Linked DNA regions of Homo sapiens: region 1 is linked to region 2. Evidence: chromatin contacts called from ENCODE Hi-C or POLR2A ChIA-PET data. All regions are on one chromosome and are shown on one strand. Each heading gives the region's core, a stretch centred on a gene start or an enhancer-like site at or near the end of the contact. The rest is flanking DNA. Distances are from core to core; before and after follow the strand shown.

The links. Hi-C counts contacts between places; a loop is a spot of excess contacts on that map. ChIA-PET counts read pairs that join two places held with the same protein, here RNA polymerase II (POLR2A). Pooled maps may share reads with other maps.
Region 1: a pooled map of gastrocnemius medialis shows a loop between it and region 2 (2.1-fold over the local background). The contact joins the promoter of CDH13 here to the enhancer-like site in region 2. A Hi-C loop is called at or near these places in 1 of 168 maps with a recorded cell type or tissue (gastrocnemius medialis) and 1 of 50 pooled maps. POLR2A ChIA-PET finds 5 or more read pairs at or near these places in 1 of 52 experiments (OCI-LY7).

What each region holds. Positions count from the first base shown.
Region 1 is chr16:82,623,373-82,629,147 of GRCh38, forward strand. It overlaps CDH13 (cadherin 13), which reads left to right and starts at 3,597. Exons shown (of 14, transcript NM_001257.5): 1 at 3,597-3,765. The coding sequence starts at 3,721. RefSeq lists an enhancer at 5,682-5,775.
Region 2 is chr16:82,582,200-82,587,152 of GRCh38, forward strand. No RefSeq gene overlaps it. Among named protein-coding and RNA genes, the nearest start is that of CDH13, 42 kb to the right of the region's middle. Within about 2 kb of position 2,716, at least 4 of the 41 ENCODE cell types and tissues checked have a DNase peak (open chromatin) inside an H3K27ac peak, as active enhancers do; they include gastrocnemius medialis, where a contact is called at or near this core.

The DNA.
Region 1 (5,775 bases), core at 2,347-4,846, 42 kb after region 2:
GAATACATTATCTCTGCCGGACTATATGCCAGTCACTCCCTCCCCCCAGCACACACACACCCATGTGCTTATATGCATACACACAGGAACATGCACGCACTCACACAGCCACATCCACCCACTGTGGAATGCCTTCATCAACATCAGCCAAGGACAGGAAACAAACTCAACCCTTGGCACCCACAGGAGGCAGCTACTGGCTGTTGGATTATTCCCTCCGTGCCAAAGCTAGGCTGATGCGTCTGGAAAAGGGGTGTGAACCTCGAATGTGTCTAAAGGCAGACACAGCTTCTTGAGGAGCCCACAGATGCTACAGCAGCTGGGGCTTGGTCGGGGGATGATACGGGGTAGGCGGTGGAGTGGGGATACGTAGGGCTCAACTTTAGTATTTATTTGCCACATCAATCAATTAATCAGCCAAAAAACCCTTATTAGGGAACTGAATAAAAAGCAAAGCAAAACGAAGAATGGATTTCTTCTTCAGAAGCCTTTTATCATTGGAATGAAATAATTTTTCTTCTGTCTTTGTTGGACAAAATATGATCTCTTGTTCTTTGTTGAAGTGCACGTTCTCTGAAAGTCGAGAGGAATAGATGATAGAGGGGAAGAGAAACATCAATATTTACAACAGTCCTGGGAGTGTTATCATGTTATCATTCGCATTTTATTGATGACATACTGAGTCTTAGGGTACCAAACTGACTTGCCTCATATATGTGGAATCTGAAGATCTCAGTTCAGGTCTAATCTTTCTGACAAATCTTTTTCCACCTTAGTAGGCTTGGCATGTTTTGAACCTCGTGGGATTACAGAAGTGAGCCTCAATGCCTAGGGAGACTCCAGAAGACAACTCCTCTCATTCCTTAAAAGCCAATCTGTGGGGATTGAGGTGAGGAAGGAGTGAAGACTGGCCCTTTGGGCACACCCACCTGGAATCAGGCAAGGTTTACTGGAGCCACTCTGCCTGCCAGCAGAACAGCCCAGGAAAAAAGCCTGGGACCTTTGCAAATGCCTGAGCAGGACTTTGCAGGGGACAGAGTCAGCAGGATTTTCACCAAACGACATCCATCTTAATTGGTAGCATCAGACTCATGAGGTCTTCTATGGCCTGGGCATCACAGACTCTCATTACTGGTCGTACTGCCAATGGCCTCCTTTTATATATAGTTGATGAATTTGAGGACAAACCAGAGAATTGCCCTTGGCCAAACCAAGCTGTCTCACCCAAGATTTTTCCCCTCCTTGGGGAAATACTGGGGCAAAAAGCACGTCCAGGGAAACCAATCTGCCTGACACTGGCAATTAAATGCTCCAGGCTTGAAGGGACATGGCACTTTTGCACATGGCTCATTGGCTAGATGTACACACACTGCCCCACCCCAGCAACAAGGGGGCCAGTAAATGCAATCCCACCATGATCCCAAAAGGGGAAAAATTGGAAATATTTGGTCATCAGCACTAAGGACAAGGGAATGGGGAGACCACAGAAGGCCAGCAGAACTGTAAAACTGACAGCACCGAACTGTCCTTAGAACACAGCCTTGAAAACTCCCTCTTCTGAGGGACTGCTTCCCTTAACTGAGCTGCTGCAGATGGAAACCTAGCTAGATCCTCATCTTCTGCAGTCTAGTCCCTCACTGTGGTTTATCACCTCCCAAGCTGTCCTCTGCTCTCTTTCCCTATCTTTGTGTTGCTAAGCCATGGACTCAGTTTAGCTGGCCCTGAATTACAAGATGGCACCTTCCCTGGAGTGGAGAAAAGTCCGGATATTTCAGGATGCCTTGATTTGAAGCCTGTTTGACTCCAAAGTTCTCTGGTTTACTCCCACCTGTGGGAAACGTGAGGCTAGATCTCCACACACATGGATTCCAAAGTGTCATGATCTGTGACGTCATCTGTCGGACCGTATTGATCAGAGGCTCAGGGACAGATGACCCTATTTAGGCAAGGAAATGAGTGGGTGAAGCAGCAAGATTCACCTTTCCCAGTTTCATCTGGGGGTTGTTTTGCCAACATTGCCATCTGTTGGGCCAGTGCTGGCTACAGCAGCCAAGCTTCAGACATCACTGCATCTTTATCAATGACCTTGGGACCACAGGAGGTGACCTTCTGACCAAACAGCAGCCAATGAAGGAATCTTAAAAGGCACATCACTTTATATTTATTCAGTGGTTATGTCATCACTTAATCCTCACCACAACCTTGTGAGTTCAGTAGAATTTGTGTTTTCATTTTATCTGTGAACAAATGGAGGCAGAGAGTTTGAGTAATTTACAAGTAAGTGGCAGATCCGGGGGCTGTGCCTAGACAATGTGGCTCCAGACTCCTTGCCCCTCCCTGCCTTCTGCTGCATCTTGATTGAGTCTAGCCATCTATTTCTTTAACACACACTAATTGCTGTCTCCATGTTCCAGGCCCTGTGCCAGATGCTAGAAATACATCCCCATCCACTGGATCTTGGCATGGTCCATTGCTCAGTGTCCTGCTATGTTACGTGTTACATAATGCATTTATTCCGGTATTTAGCCCATGGAAAATAATGCTGAAAGACATTGTATGCATGTTTCTACAACAAAACTATGTAACTTATGTTTCTTTTATTGCTTTGGCTATCAGGAAGCTCTTATCCAAATCAGAGCAAATACATTAGAATTTGGGCTTGTCATTTCAGTTTGCTGAACTTTTCCTTCTGGCCCAGATTTTCTATTTTGGTTCATAAATTCTATTGCACAAATGTCCTTTATTGTAAAACACCTTAAATTCTTTCTAAGGGAAGGCTGCATGGAAATGATACAGTAAGGTCTTCCCTGCATTTTCTTAGATTCCTATTAGGGAAGGCAGACCTAGATGTCCCTCTTACCCTCAGTCCCAAAGCCCCCCATTTATAAAATCCCTTAAGCAGTGACTACTGCTGTTCTGAGTACCTGGAGGTAGTTCAGAGCTTCTGAAAGGTAACATCCATATACAAAAAGAAGTTCCTTCCGATCCAGATCCCAGCTTTGGTGCCAGATGCACATTTGAGGAGTAGGTGGCTAGTCAGACTCTCACCTGAGCAGTTAATAAAATCTATTGCCCCTTAATGGAATTTTTTCTGCAAGCTCGAATTGATCTGTCATCTTTGTGATTTGTGAGATGGCAGGGAAGCACCAAACACCATCATGACTTGGGCCACAGTGGGGGGAAAAAAGGAAAAAAGAAAAAAAAAATCCACTGCCAAGCCTTGCCAGGCGTAGAAAGGGCTGGAACTGCTGGGGCCATTTTATCTGATTTATTGGAAATAGAGTGGATCTTATTAACATTTTAATAAAGAGAATCTTTTTGCACTAGGCTGGAAGTGGCCGCCAGTCCCCCGTGCAATTCCATTCTCTGGAAAAGTGGAATCAGCTGGCATTGCCCAGCGTGATTTGTGAGGCTGAGCCCCAACAGTCCAAAGAAGCAAATGGGATGCCACCTCCGCGGGGCTCGCTCCTCGCGAGGTGCTCACCCCGTATCTGCCATGCAAAACGAGGGAGCGTTAGGAAGGAATCCGTCTTGTAAAGCCATTGGTCCTGGTCATCAGCCTCTACCCAATGCTTTCGTGATGCTGCTGCTGATCTATTTGGGAAGTTGGCTGGCTGGCGAGGCAGAGCCTCTCCTCAAAGCCTGGCTCCCACGGAAAATATGCTCAGTGCAGCCGCGTGCATGAATGAAAACGCCGCCGGGCGCTTCTAGTCGGACAAAATGCAGCCGAGAACTCCGCTCGTTCTGTGCGTTCTCCTGTCCCAGGTAGGGAAGAGGGGCTGCCGGGCGCGCTCTGCGCCCCGTTTCTGCATTCGGATCGCCCGGCACGGGCAGGGTGAGGGGGCTTTCGGGGGGTCGGGGCCTCCGGTCGCGGCGGCGAAGACAGATCGGGGCTCGGTAGGGAGGTCATTCCGAGCCCAGAGATCCTAGGCACCCCCCACACACAGGCTCCCACTCTGGCGTGCGTGTGTGTGTGTGTGTGTGTGTGTGTGTGTGTGTGTGTGTGTGTACGTTCGTTAACGGGAGGAGGAGAGAGCTCCCAGTCCTTTTTTGCTAGCAGGGGCGACATTCTCGCCCACATCAAGTGGGGTAACTTTGGTTCCCTCCTCCGGAGGCTCGGTGCATTGGAGAAAGACTCAGTTAGAGGCGACTCCAACGAGCCGCGGTTTTCCCCAGCCCAACGCCCAGCGGCCGAAGCGCTGCTCGGGTCCGGATTGCGGGATGCGGGGCTGGAGAGGCCGAGCAGGCACCACCGACTTCCCAGGGCGCCCGGGCCCCCTGGTACAGCCCGGCTGCCCGCTGGAAGGCGCCTCGGGGCAGCAGAGAGCCTCAGCCCGGCTGCTGCTGTCGCTCAAAGGCGCCGGCGCCGGCCGCACCCGCATCGGGGTCCTTTTGCTCCCAGACCCCGGGCCCGAAAGGGCCGGAGCGTGTCCCCCGCCAGGGCGCAGGCCCCAGCCCCCCGCACCCCTATTGTCCAGCCAGCTGGAGCTCCGGCCAGATCCCGGGCTGCCGCCTCTGCTGCCTTCCCTGAGCGGGAGCGGAGCGCAGAGAAAAGTTCAAGCCTTGCCCACCCGGGCTGCAGCTGCTTGTTAACCCTCAGAGCGCCACGGCGCGAGGGAAGGGCACGCCAACCAGGAGAGGGGGCGAGGGAGATGCGGTCCGCCTGCAGTCACCTCTGCACCTCAGAGATTTCGGGAAGTTTGAGTGCAGGAAAGCAGCGCTCCGAGGCCAGGCCTGGGGTGCTGGCCGCTGCGGGGGGCACGCCCTGCGCTGCTCAGGGGCCTGTGGTTTCGGAGAGCACCCCGATCCAGTCCCCCATCGCCTCTCTGGCAGGCGTTGGGACTTGGAGTGAGCTGGCAGCCTGCAAGTGGGTGGATAAGAGCCAGGGCAGGGCAGGGCCGGGCAGAGTAAGGAGGGAAAGAGACAGGGAGTGCCTCAGGGTGCTAGGAATGAGTGTTGAGTTCCTGGCCGGGGTAGAGGCTCAGGTGAGAGTTTGCGGGTGAAAGGCAGGGGAAGGGAGTTGGGTTCCCAGGTAGGGACTGTCTGGGATGGGGAGACTGGTGCAGACTTCTAAGGGAGACCACTGTTAGAGCAATGTTGGGTTTAGACTTTGGAAATGGGCTAACATCTCAGAAATGCAGTGATGGGTGATAGTACCAGGGGAGATTCAAGTGCCCGGCTGCTGAGCCCGCTCCCAAGCTCCTGACTTCTTTCTTGGATATACAGTCCCGATTAAGGACTGCCCAGTTATAGCTCCTTTTCTACCAGGCTTTTCTGGTTGATTATCTTGGGGTCCCTACAGCCTTGAGTCTTGCCATGGATCCCAAGCCTGGCTGTGAACCAGTTTTCCAGATGTCCTGTACCCTAGAGACCCCAAGGCTGTATGTGTGTACATATACCCCAATTTAGCAAGGCGGTTTGGAGCATGCCTCAGACAGAAAGGATTCAGACAGATCCTTCCTGCCATCTGCTAGTGGTACCAACCCGGGCAAGTTGTTTAACCTCTTTGAGCTTCCAAGTTCTCCATTGTAAAATAATCTGCTGCCTTCCTAGGACTGCTGAGTGGATAGGATTGCATTCAACAGGATGTCCTATGCAATGCATGCCAGTCTGGGAGCTGTCGGTGTCTGAGAGCACTTACCATTGCCTTGTCCAGGACTTCACAGTCCTCTTTCTTTCTTGGCAGGTTTCAACCTCAGTTCATATTCCAGGGCTTGCCCAAAGTTATGCCTCCTTTAAAGCAAGACAGACCACGTGACAGGGCCCCAGGATCGA
Region 2 (4,953 bases), core at 1,466-3,965:
CAATGAGTCCGGAGAGCAGAGCTGAGTCACTCTCCTCTACTGCTGCCCCTCAAAAAGTTGTTCACCTGTACATTACTTGTTAGTCTTCAAGAATTTCCACATCTCATGTCATTATGCAAGTATCCAATCAGTATTTCCCAGACATGGAGATTTTTTAGCTCTATATATGTCTACATTGCAGATCAGTTTTAAGGATTAAATACAATATTGTGTGTGGGCACTTACACATATATAACTCTGGAGAACTTAAATAGAATTGTCAACTTATGCCAATTAAGGACATTCAAAGACAAACACCACACCACCATCTACTCTCTCCACTATTTCATAGAAGAATCTAAAATTACATGCAGTGTTGTGGATTTTTCATTTCTTTTTAACATGAGTGGTTAGCTCAGGTGTTTGAGATACATGCTTCCGGGATGCCAGGATCCTCAGTTCTATGTGAAAGAAGATAATTAGATTTTTTTCACTTAAGGGACACAGGCTGTGCCATCCGGGTACCTACCTAACTGACATTGGTTGCAATGATAATAGCATATCAAGAGTGTGTGACTGGAACACCAGAAAAAGATCAGCCTGCATGCTGAATAAATTTAGCTCTATGTCAGAACTAGAAATGTTGTCCATTTGCTGAGGATGGACAAAAATTTGATCTCTAACCAGATCTTGAGAATTGTTGGTATAGACCGTAGGAAACTGTCACCTTTCAGAACAATCCAAGGCTCCCAGCGACCTCCTCTGAGTGAATAGGATAGGAGGGTGAAGACAGACCCCTCAGGGCTCCTGTTCTGAAGATCATCCCAGACCAACAAGCTTTTCAGAGTGTTCAAGGATCAGGGAGCATGTGTGGTGGGATAGAGATGCATGAACTTGAGCCAAGCAATTCAAAGTGATTTGAAGAGAAATCCCGAGGCTTATGTGTCCTTCACTGTGGTGAGTAAGCAAGTGGCGCGCTGTCCCTGGAGACCAGCACCGATCAGTCATTGCACACCCTGAAGTGTGCTGAGGATCTCTCAGACTTGCCAAGGCTGACATGAGTCTGGTCTTAAGTGGAAAGGACATACCAGCCTCTGGGAAGAGGTGAGCTCTGGCAGAGAACGGTGAGGGAGGTGGGGGTCAGCTGCATCTCTAACCTTCTGTTTCTTTAGAGGGCGAGAGAGATAGGTGGCTTCCAAACAGAAAGGCCTGTGCACATCAGCGTGACAGCAGCCGGCTGGAGAGATGGGGTGCAGCCTGCCAGATTCAAAGGGGTGGCTCTCCCACCCCCCTTTGAATATAATTATCATTCCACTTGGAGATCTAGAAGGAATAAAACTAGGCCCTTGATCCACTGTCTAATGGATTGTGTGACTATCAAGAAACTGTGGCAGCCTGTGGAACGAGACAGACATGATCTGACTCCTGAAAGAACCACGTGTGAGTCATGTAGCCTGGGAGGGTTCACTTAATTACATAATGACCTGTCTCCATCCTCTTCATCTCTTACTGTCCTGTCCAGCACTGTCCAGCTTCTGACAGTTTCACCCGGGGAAATTTTGTGCAGTGTCTTCAGCATTCAGAAGCCATGAATATTAAGGAAGGTATGACTAGTTGAAGATATCAGTGAGGAGTGGGAAAGAAAACAAAAAGAATGACAATAGGGCCTTACTAATAAGGATCATAATTTTAAACCAGCCGCTATCCACATGTGGTGATGGAGCTGCTGAAATGAGGCCAGTGTGGCTGGTGTGTCCTGAGATGTGCTGCAAATGTAAAGTCCCCACTTGATTACAAACACTTAGGATGAAAAAAATGAATGTAACATATTTCATTAATAATTTCCTGCATGGATTACGTCTTGACATGTTGAAATAATAATATTTTGGATATATTGGGTTAGATAAAATTCATTTTTAAAGTTGATCTCCTCTGTTTGTTTTTATTTTCTTTTCATGTGACCATTAGAAAATTTAAGTTGTATGTGCAACACACATAATTGCAAGATGTTTATTATTCCATTAGGCAGTGCTGGTCTACAGACTTAGGAGTGGTAGAAGGGGATAAGGAGAAAAGGTCATGACAAGGAGAACCCTACTATTTGCCAGACGCTAGGCCCCTGCCCTGTGAGCCTCTTGGCAGCCCAAGTTGGGAACTACTGTATTTATTTTACTGTTTTACCGGTGAAGCTTCTGGAGAAGAAACTGTTTGCTCAGAGCCCAACATTGAATAAATGCTAAGTGATGATTCAAATTTGGGTGTTTGGACTCAGCAGTTCAATGTCTTAACTATTAATTATTGCCTTTGCCATAATTGGAGATGCTCAATAATGTATGCCTTGCCAAGTGATTTTGAGGATTAAATGCAATGTTGTAGGTGAACACTTAGCTTAATAAGAGCCTCGTAAGTAAGGATGGCTGCTATTAATGTAAAAATAATAATAATGAGGAGGAGAAAGTGGAGGAGATGGAGAAGAAGAAGAAGTAGGGAGGAAAAGAAGGGGAGGAGTAGAAGTGGGGAGGAGGAGAAAGAGGAGACAAGTTATTGCCATCACCAGCAATACGTGCCAGGTGCTATCTTGGGCACTTTACGTACATTATGTAATTTAATGCTCACAGCAAGCCTAGCCAATACTCACCCGCCCTTTCTGCCTCTAATTTTTTCTGGTATGAGCGTAGCAAAGTCCGCCTGACACTTGAATATTTACTTCCACTTCACGACTCTTCATCGTGGTCTGTTGGGTGCGTAGGAAGCTTCAGATGGCAAAGGGAGGTGCTGGCAGGGACTGGCAGCAAATGAGCAAACTACAGAGATGAGAGGGTGGGACAGAGCCTGCGTTTTGTAAGGGAAGAGTGGCTGCCCTAATTTTAGCTTCTGATTCACCCAAGGAAATTTTGAGCAGTGTCCCTAGCATCCAGAAACTGCGAATACTAAGGAAGGTCTGACCAGCGGCTGAAGATATCAGTGAGGAGTGGGAAAGAAAACAAGAAGAACGACAATGATACCTTACTAATAAGGATCATAATTTTAAACTAATTAAATGCCAATTGGAATGGAAGGTATTTTTCTTTAAGGAATTCTAGAAACTGATTTCATGCAATTGGCCTTGCCCCAAAAATAAGAGGAAGGAAAGCATACGTTAATTAGACTAAATAAAGAATGAAGCTCATGTGGGTTGTGGGGTACTTTAAATCACACAAAAGCCTTGAGAGATGTGAGGAAGGTGGTGTGTGTCTACCAGGGTCCTGGAAACTTCCAATAATAGAATTTATATCCGATCCTGGTCAAGACACACAAGGGCACAAAGTTAGTAAGTAAACCATCCCTACTACTCTATGCCACCTTTTATTAACCCAAAGCACAGAGCTTCTCACTCATGAAAGACCAAGACAGACTTCCCCATCCTCCAAAGGTGGTGGATAGCAAGGGACAACGTTTGCAGTCCGACTTCTTGCCAGGCCCAGGTCTAGCTGGATGTTTGCTATATGTCCTTGAATCTTCATGCTAACCCTCTGAAGTATTTATTTTTATCCCTCAATGTATAGGTGAGATTGAATTATTCTGCCAGGTCATTTAATTACAAGTTGGCAGAGTGCGAATCCTAAATTACGTTGATCTGACTCCCACATCCTTGCTGATTCTACCACGTCATGTGGCCTTCTCTTTCAATTCCACAGTCATGACTAGAGCTTTCTCCACCTACACCAATTGCATGAAGGGGGTCTGGCTGCTGGGACCTCCCAGGGTACAGAGCTGATTCACTTCAACCGGCATCCAGGGGCGTGCCTTGGAAAGCCAGGATGGAGGGGTAGTAGGAAATTGCTCTTTTGTTAAATGCAACTTGGGTTTATTTGGAAGCAGAAAAGAAAAAGAAAAAAAGAAAAAAAAAACGTTCTGAAAAAGAATCATGAGTTGCTCCATGTAATCTGTAAATTGAAATTAGATGGTTGTCAATAAATTCTTACTATATATATAAAATTCCATATATATGCATATATGTATTTGCTTATATAGATATATAGTTTGGGTTAATTTAATAATAATTTAATAATTTAACTTATATAATAATAATTTAATTTATTATATATAATATATACAATAATTTAATATATAACATATAATAATAATTTAATATGTTAATTTAATAATTACTTTAATAATAAATCATTATTAAATATAAAGTATCTATTATTTAGATAAAACCTAACTATCCTTGTACACAGCTTCTGTGATGTTTAATTTTGAGTGTCAACTTGATTGGATTGAAGGATGCAAAGTCTTGTTCCTGGGTGTGTCTGTAAGGGTATTGGCAAAGGAGATTAACATTTGAGTCAGTGGACTGGGAAAGGCAGACCCACTCTCAGTCTGGGTGGGCACCATCTAATCAGCCGCCCGTGAGGCCAGAATAAAAGCAGGCAGAAGAACGTGTAAAGACTAGGTTGGCTTAGTCTTCTGACCTACATCTTTCTCCTGTGCTGGATGCTTGCTACCCTCAAACGTTGGACTCCAAGTTCTTTAGCTTTGGGACTCAGACTGGCTTCTTTGTTCCTCAGTTTGCAGACGGCCTATTGTAGGACCTCACCTTGAGATCGTGTGAGGCAATACACCTTAATAAACTCCCCTTTATGTATACATTTATCCTGTTAGTTCTGTCCCTCTAGAGAACCCTGACTCATACAGCCTCTGGAAAGATTTATTGCTGCCTCTTGCCCTTTTTAAGAAATAAAATAATTAATTGATATGGTTATTTAAATTGTTCAAGAAGTAAGAGAATACATTCTAATCATCAAACATCTAAATAATTCCCCAAATGTGAAACTCTCCTTTCATTCATGCCCTGCTCCCACCTAGCCATCTGCTCTTCCCAGAGGTATTCACTGCTATCAGCTCAGTGTGAATATCTGTAGCTTTTTGCTTACCATTTCATTTATAGGAACATATAGAAACATATGGTTTCTTTTTTCTATCAAAAAT